Linked DNA regions of Homo sapiens: all the other regions are linked to region 1. Evidence: chromatin loops called from intact Hi-C (ENCODE). Cell type or tissue: IMR-90. All regions are shown on one strand.

What was found. A loop is a pair of places that touch in the nucleus more often than their neighbours do. Peaks named below come from ENCODE experiments on the same cell type or tissue, not always from the same donor. Only the 100,000 strongest peaks of a DNase experiment are listed, where the experiment ranks them.
Region 2: it touches region 1 in a loop (8-fold over the local background); 5 of 110 quality-filtered maps call a loop at or near these places.
Region 3: a loop joins it to region 1, with 3 times the contacts of the local background. A loop is called at or near these places in 11 of 110 quality-filtered maps.

The regions. Positions count from the first base shown.
Region 1 is chr11:47,933,572-47,936,071 of GRCh38, forward strand. No RefSeq gene overlaps it. Among named protein-coding and RNA genes, the nearest start is that of PTPRJ, 46 kb to the right of the region's middle. In IMR-90, a CTCF peak has its summit at 1,055 (motif pointing right); a DNase peak (open chromatin) is centred at 1,070.
Region 2 is chr11:48,169,925-48,172,424 of GRCh38, forward strand. PTPRJ (protein tyrosine phosphatase receptor type J) reads left to right here. Exons shown (of 25, transcript NM_002843.4): 25 at 1-915. Among named protein-coding and RNA genes, the nearest start is that of OR4B1, 46 kb to the right of the region's middle. In IMR-90, no CTCF peak of the experiment used is centred here; no DNase peak of the experiment used is centred here; H3K27ac peaks cover 880 bases.
Region 3 is chr11:47,862,334-47,864,833 of GRCh38, forward strand. No RefSeq gene overlaps it. Among named protein-coding and RNA genes, the nearest start is that of NUP160, 15 kb to the left of the region's middle. RefSeq lists an enhancer at 847-896. In IMR-90, no CTCF peak of the experiment used is centred here; a DNase peak (open chromatin) is centred at 1,078; H3K27ac peaks cover 906 bases.

The sequences.
Region 1 (2,500 bases):
AAACTCCATCTCAAAAAAAAAAAAGAAAGAAAACCCAGATTTGGCCAGGTGCAGTAGCTCACGCCTGTAATCCCAGCACTTTGGGAGGCCAAGGCGGGCAGATCACCTGAGGTAGGAAGTTCGAAACCAGCCTGACCAATATAGAGAAAGAAACCCCATCCCTACAGACATGGTGGCACATGCCATGCTAATTTTTGTATTTTTAATAGAGATGGGGTTTCACCAAGTTGGCCAGGCTGGTCTCCAACTCCTGATCTTGTGATCTGCCCGTCTCGGCCCCTCAAAGTGCTGAGATTACAGGCATGAGCCACCGAGCCCGGCCCAAGGAATGGATTAAAAAAAAAACCATGATTTTACCACTGGGTTGTCCTGAACTGTCTGTGTCACCTGAGTCTAATGAACAACGCAGTGGCAGTCCTCTTCTGGGACAGAACAGACCTGGGATGGTGCCACTCGCAGGAACAGAAGAGAAGTGAACTAAGGCGGTTTCTCCCGATCAACCCTCCTCCCAGCTACCCGGGAGGCTGAGGCAGGAGAATCACTTGAACCCGGGAGGCAGAGGTTGGTGAGCTGAGGTCGCGCCATTGCACTCCAGCCTGGGCAACAAGAGCTAGACTCCATCTCAAAAAAAAAAAAAAGAATATGAACATATTACATACATATGTATGCCTGTATGTGTGTGGAGAGAGAAATTGATCAAGCAAATGCAGTCAGTAAAATGTTAACATTTGGGTAATTTGGGTGAAGGATATACTGTTATTCTTGTAATATTCTTGTAGTATTTTTCTGTAAATCTAAAATTATGTCAAAATAAATGTTAATTTATAAAATCCTTGAACTTTGACAAGGTCCTCAGAAAAGGAATAAAATGAGGACAGAATTTTAAAATGCAAAAACAAAGTTTGTTTTTGTAAAAATAACCCATAGCTACGGGGGAAGAGATGTTACTTAAGGAGAGATTGTTTTCAGAATATAAATTAGGAGGCCTGGGCCTTCATTTAAGCATCTGCTGATTTAAGGCTCCGACAAATGCTGGCAGAGTATCTCCAATAGAGGGCGGTACAACATTACGAAGAATAAACCATATCACATGGGTTTTGGGTAACGTTATTTAAAGTGGATTAAAGTGTTAACAAGTATAACAAAAGTACCAAGAATCTTAGAGCTGAATGCTAACCACATCCCATTTTACAGATGTGCAAACTGAGACTCAAAGTGGGAAAACAACTTGGTCAAAGTCATAGCTACAAGTAGCACAAATGCCTTGCAAATACAGTTGGGGTGGGGCGTGGTGGCTCACGCCTATAATCTCAGCACTTCGGGAGGCCAAGGTGGGCGGATCACCTGAGGTCAGGAGTTTGAGACCAGTCTGGCCAACATGGCGAAACCCCGTCTCTACTAAAAAATACAAAAAGTAGCTGGGCATGGTGGCACGCGCCTGTAATCCCAGCTGCTACTCTTGAGGCTGAGGCTGGAGAATCGCTTGAACCTGGGAGGTGGAGGTTGCAGTGAGCAGAGATGGCACCACTGCACTCCAACCTGGGCAAAAGAGCAAGACTCTATCTCAAAAAAACAAATCAAAACAAATATAGTTGGCCTTCTGTATCTGTGAGTTCCATGTTCCTGGGTTCTGCCTTAGTGGATCCAACAATCAGTATGGAAAATATTGAAGGTGGAATTGAGTATGGAAAATATTGAAGGCAGGGATGGTTGAGTTTGTACTGAATATGCATGGACTTTTCCCCCTTGTCATTATTCCCCAAGTGATACAGTATAACAATTATTTACATAGCAATTTACATTGTATTAGGTATTATAAGTAATCTAGGCCGTGTGTCGGTGGCTCAGGCCTGTAATCCCAGCACTTTGGGAGGCCGAGGCAGGCGGATCACGAGTTCAAGAGATCGAGACTATCCTGGCCAACATTGTGAAACCCCGTCTCTACTAAAAATACAAAAATTAGCTGGCTATGGTGGCACACGCCTGTACTCCCAGCTACTAGGGAGGCTGAGGCAGGAGAATCGCTTGAACCTAGGAGGTGTAGGTTGCAGTGAGCCGAGATCGCGCTGCTGCACTCCAGTCTGGGTGACAGTGCGAGACTCCGTCTCAAAAAAAAAAAAAAGTAATCTAGAGATGATTTAAAGTATTTGAGAGGCTGTGTGTAGGTTATATGCAAATATGACACCATTTCAGGGACTTGAGCATCCATGGATTTTGATATGGGTTGGGGCGCATTCCTGGAACCAATCCCTCACAGATAGTGAGGGACAACTGTAATAGCCACAGCTATCATTCCTTGAAGTCTTACTAATGTGCCAGGCACAGTCCTAAGCACTTTATATACATTATCTACGTAATTATACAATCCCTCCCCGTTTTTTTTTTTTTAGCTCAAGTTGAGGCTCAGATAAGTCAGCCACTTGTCTGACAGCACTAAAAAATGAGATTCTGACAGTGCCCATAGCTAACATGCCATTCTGTCCCACCTACCCTTAAAGAA
Region 2 (2,500 bases), 240 kb after region 1:
GGGGACAGGGCCAGTGGGGGTGGTAAGGGTATTTATAGCACAGTGCTTGAAAAGGGAAGATTAATGTGTAAATATAAAGGACACACAGGCTGGGGGTTGGTCAGAGGCAAGAGGAGGGTGCCTCTGAGCTTCAACCCCTCCCAGGAACAATGAGCTCAAATTGGAAGAGTCCAGTGGAATCGGGGGGATGGTGTGAGCACCCCTGTTCAGTCTTTGACAATTGCATACAGAAAAGCAGCTGGTATGGGTTTGGGTGTCAATGAAAGGGCCAAAGACTGGTGGCCAGCTGGTTTGGGGGATTTGGGCCATTGATAGCATCTCCCAGGAACAACGACTTTTTGCCTCCAAAGTTGGATCTAGTGATGATCAGCACCAGCAGGAAATGACATTTGGTGTCTGCCCACTGCAGCCATACTGTGACCTCCAGCCAGACTTCCGCCTAATTGACTCCACTGGATTTGTGCTCTGTTGAGTCAGAGGCTCCCGGGGGTTGGGGATCGAGGGGCGGGGGTCAGCTATGCAGCCCATCACGTGTGTTTTTCATCTGGGATGAAAAAGCCTGGTTCTCTTTTGAAATGCTTGATTGTACTTATTGAGCTAAACAAGTCTTGGTGACTGTTGTTGATTTGCCTCAAAAGTTTTAAGTCCTGGGTTTTCAGACTACTGTGTAGCAGCTGTGTGTTTAACATACTGTAGCTTTTTCTCCCTTGGGGGCACATACAAATAGGATGTGTTGATGTGGACTCTAAACTGTAATTTTCCTGTAACTATTTTGGAATGATGCATATTTCTAATGTTTGTTATACTTGTACAGAGTATTGCTGTTGGTTGCTTTTTTTTTTTTTAAGGAAAAAATGGCCTGAAAACATTTTTTTAAAGACTTACAAATACCAAATATAAAAAAATGTCAATGCATTATGCCTTTGCTTCTTTCTTTCTTCTTTTTTCCTTCTTACAATGTGCCAAGCAGTTTACTGGCCTGCATTTTACTTGGGCATCCTTAACAAAAACACATTTCTCTTTGGGATTTCCGGATTGTTTTAGTTTTCTAGGGCTGTTGTAACAAGTACCACCAACTGGTGGTTTAAACAGCAGAGATTTACTTCCTACAATTTTGGTGGCTGAAATCCAGATGTGGGCAGGGTTGGTTTCCTGTGAGGCCTTTTTTTTTTTTCTTTTTTTGAGACAGAGTCTCACTCTGTTGCTCAGAGTGGAGTGCAGAGGCGTGATCTCAGCTCACTGCAACCTCTGCCTCCTGGGTTCAAGCAGTTCTCCTGCCCCAGCCTTCAGGCGCCTCTCTTCGTAGCTTGCAGATGGCTGTCTTCTCCCCATGCCTCCACATGGTCTTCCCTCTGCTTGTCTGTGTCCTAATCTCCTTCTTTTTTTTTTTTTTTTGAGATGGAGCCTTGTTCTGTCGCCCAGGCTGGAGTGCAGTGGCATGATCTTGGCTCACTGCAACCTCTGCTTCTCGGGCTCAAGCGATTCTCCTGCCTCAACCTCCCGAGTAGTTGGGACTACAGGTGCCTGCCACCACACCCAGCTAATTTTTTTGTATTTTTAATAGAGACAGGGTTTCACCATGTTGGTCAGGCTGGTGTCGAACTCCTGACCTCGTGATCCACCCGCCTTGTCCTCCCAAAGTGCTGGGATTACAGGCGTGAGCCACCGCTCCCGGCTAATCTTATAAGGACACGAGTCATACTGGATCAGGGCCCACCCTATTGACCTAATTTTACCTTAATTACCTCTTCAAAGACACTCCAAATGTAGTCAAATTCTGTTTTAGTGGGGGTTAGGACTTGACCATATGAGTTTTGGAAGGGACCCAGTTCAGCCTGTAACACATATTCAGGGCAATTTAGTGAAGAGGAGGCTTGGAGGAAGTGGCTGTGTGTCTTAAGATTGTGTGTGTTCCCAGAAGGTTGGAGGTATGAGCCTGCAGGTGGATGGATACCCAGTTGGTTGGGGGTGTGTTATGATATAGTTAGCTCTCCTGGGCTTTCTGCTTAGGGACAGCGCTTGGGCTGCGGATAAAGTATCCATCATCTTCCTGTTTTGATTCAGGCCAAAGTTGTCCCAGAACTTTTCTGCCCACAGTGTTGGTTTAGAGGAGGCAGGGAGACACTGTATTGCTGACCTGTTATCTGCATACTTAAAAAAAAAACAAACCAAACTAGGCTACCCTGCAAAATAGCACAGCATTCTCTGCTCCTAGCACTTAGTTTGATAAAAACTACCTTACCCAGGTATAGCCTAGGAATTGAGATATTGTGGGAAAGAAAAACCGAATGATCACCTGTGGTTTTATAAAATGTAAAGCTTAAGTGAGAAAACAAATTCATAGAACTATAAACAGAGAACAATCCCAATAAGAATTAAATAAGTGCATAGAAGAAAAGAAACACAACTCTAGAATAATATAATAGTGGGATTAGGAGTGGATTTTATTTTTATATTCACCTGTTTATAGTTTCTAACTTCTCCCAATGAATATGGAGTA
Region 3 (2,500 bases), 71 kb before region 1:
CTGTGCTATTTTTTTAAAATAAAAAAAGTTCTCAAGCAAACTATAGGTCAATAGAGGACTTTAAACTCCATGGGGGCAAGATCTTTGCCTGCTTTGCTCACCACTGTGTATCCAGTGCTGAGCACATTTCTGACAAATAGTAGGTGTTAATTAGAATTTGTTGAAAGAGGGTCAGGCATGGTGGCTCACGCCTGTAATCCCAGCACTTTAAGAGGCCGAGGCGGGTGGATCACCTGAGGTTAAGAGTTTGAGACCAGTTGGCCAACATGGTGAAACCCCGTCTCTACTAAAAGTACAAAAATTAGCTGGGCGTGGTGGTGCATGCCTGTAATCCCAGCTACTTGGGAGGCTGAGGCAGGAGAATCGCTTGAACCTAGGAGGCAGAAGTTGCAGTGAGTCGAGATCATGCCACTACACTCCAGCATGGGCCACAGAGCGAGACTCGTCTCAAAAAAAAATAAAAGAATTTGTTGAATGAAAAAGTGGGAAGATAAATAAATTAACTTCTCCAATATGATGGAATACTGGCAATTATCATAAACATTTGATGATGTGAAAAAATGTAAAGTATTTATTGCTCAGTGAACAAAACAATTAGAAAACAATTTCTATACATTCAGTTTTCTATGAAGTGTGTTTGTGTGTGCAGAAAAATAACTAGAAGAATGTTGTCAACATGTTAACAGTGGTCGTTGGTTATTGCTGGGTGGGAAGGGAATGGGGATTTTTATTTTTTTCTTTGTTCCATATTTTTAAAAATTGTCACAATAAAAAGGAATTACTTTTTGAATCAGAAAAAGGAATAAAAATGGAGAAAAGTTTTAAACTTCAAAAAGATTCCCGAGCAAGGAAAACAGATATTCCAATACAATACTCAGCAACCACGTTATTTAGCCATGTATTAGTATCTGTGAAGGAACTGAAATCAGTGGTGCAGTGCAGAGAGGGTGTTGTCCTCAAAGTTCTGCAGTTTCTAGGAAACAGGGTACACTAGGCACCATCTGTTTCTGATTTAGAGCATTAGAGTTACAAGATCATAAGCCGTATCTTTGTTACTCTCATAACAAATTGTTTAAAGTTAAAAAAAAAGAGTAAAGAGCAAAACCAAATGCACAGGATGCCAGAGTGAATGGCATTATTGTATCATTTGCTTTCTCTTCCCAGGGGCTTTGCATTTTAAAAACACATGTTGTGGTTTTTCTGTGATTATCTTTCCACTTCCTGTGTTGTATCTCCTTACTGTAAATATCCTTTTGTATAGTCATGCTTTTTTCCCCTTGCGTCTTACATGTGTGTCTTTCTTAATATTCACTTTCTCCAGTCTTCTACTGTTTATTTTCCCTAATACTAATTTGTATGAGTCCATTGGTATTTTTATTCTCCAACAAGATTTTTTTAGAACCCTGGTTTCAAATCCTAGTCCCATCTTTTATTAACTGTATGGTCTGGGGGAAATTGCATAATTTCTCTGAATGTTTCCCGCTGAAAATAAGGACAATATTAGGTAACCAATGGGAGTATTGCAAGGATTAAATGAGTTTAATATAAATACATAGAGGATCTAGCCTAGGGATGGGCACAAACATGGCACTTAACCCTTGGTATCTTTTCCTTCCTTCTCTCCTTCTGTGTATCCTCTAATACTATGTCTCGAGTTATCTTTCTAAAACACCAACACATACTAAAGGGTCAAGTCTAACCTTAGCAGGTTTTCAGGGTCCTCCTCAAATAAGCCCCAACCCATCTTTGTGGTCTTACTACCTTCTGGGCACATTCCTTATACACATTACTCTCCAACCACACAAATTACTAGCTGTTGCCTAAATATATGTTACTGTTTCTTCTCTCCCTGACTTTGCAAGTGCCATTTTCTGTGTCTGCAAGTCTTTCCTGCTCCTATCTGACAAACTCCTTTGCAAAGCCTTCTCTGACAGCTTGAGGCCCCCATGCTTCCCTCTGACCATAGTAATTTGTTCAAATCTTTACGAATACAATTCCTTATTCAAGTGTCTGTATCATTCACTCACGTATTCGACAAATACTTACCCAGCTGCTACTATGTGCCAGGCAAATTCTGGTGGGAGTGCAAATTCTGGTGGAATTGTGAGATTCCATAAAGGCAGGGGTCCTGTCCTGTCTTGGTGTTTAGCACTGGCGAAAAGCAAGCACTCAGTATTTGTTTGTTGAATGTTGAATAAAATGAGAGCTTTTTTCTTCAATAGTCAAACTGAAAATTATAATGCTACCAAACACTTCCTCAAAGATAAAGGGCACATTTTCTTTTACATGTAACATATTATTGTGTTTATTAACACTTCCAGGGGGCTCAGAAATATTCCTTTGCTTCAAATGTTCTCCATCTGGAAGAGTTTAGCTAATTAAACCAAAGACTACAGATGAGTTGGCCCAATTTATCTCCAGGATGAAATCCTTTTTTTCCTCCAGAGAATTCCTCAGATAAATATCAAGGGTCAATGTTACTTTTAGTAACATACAGTTT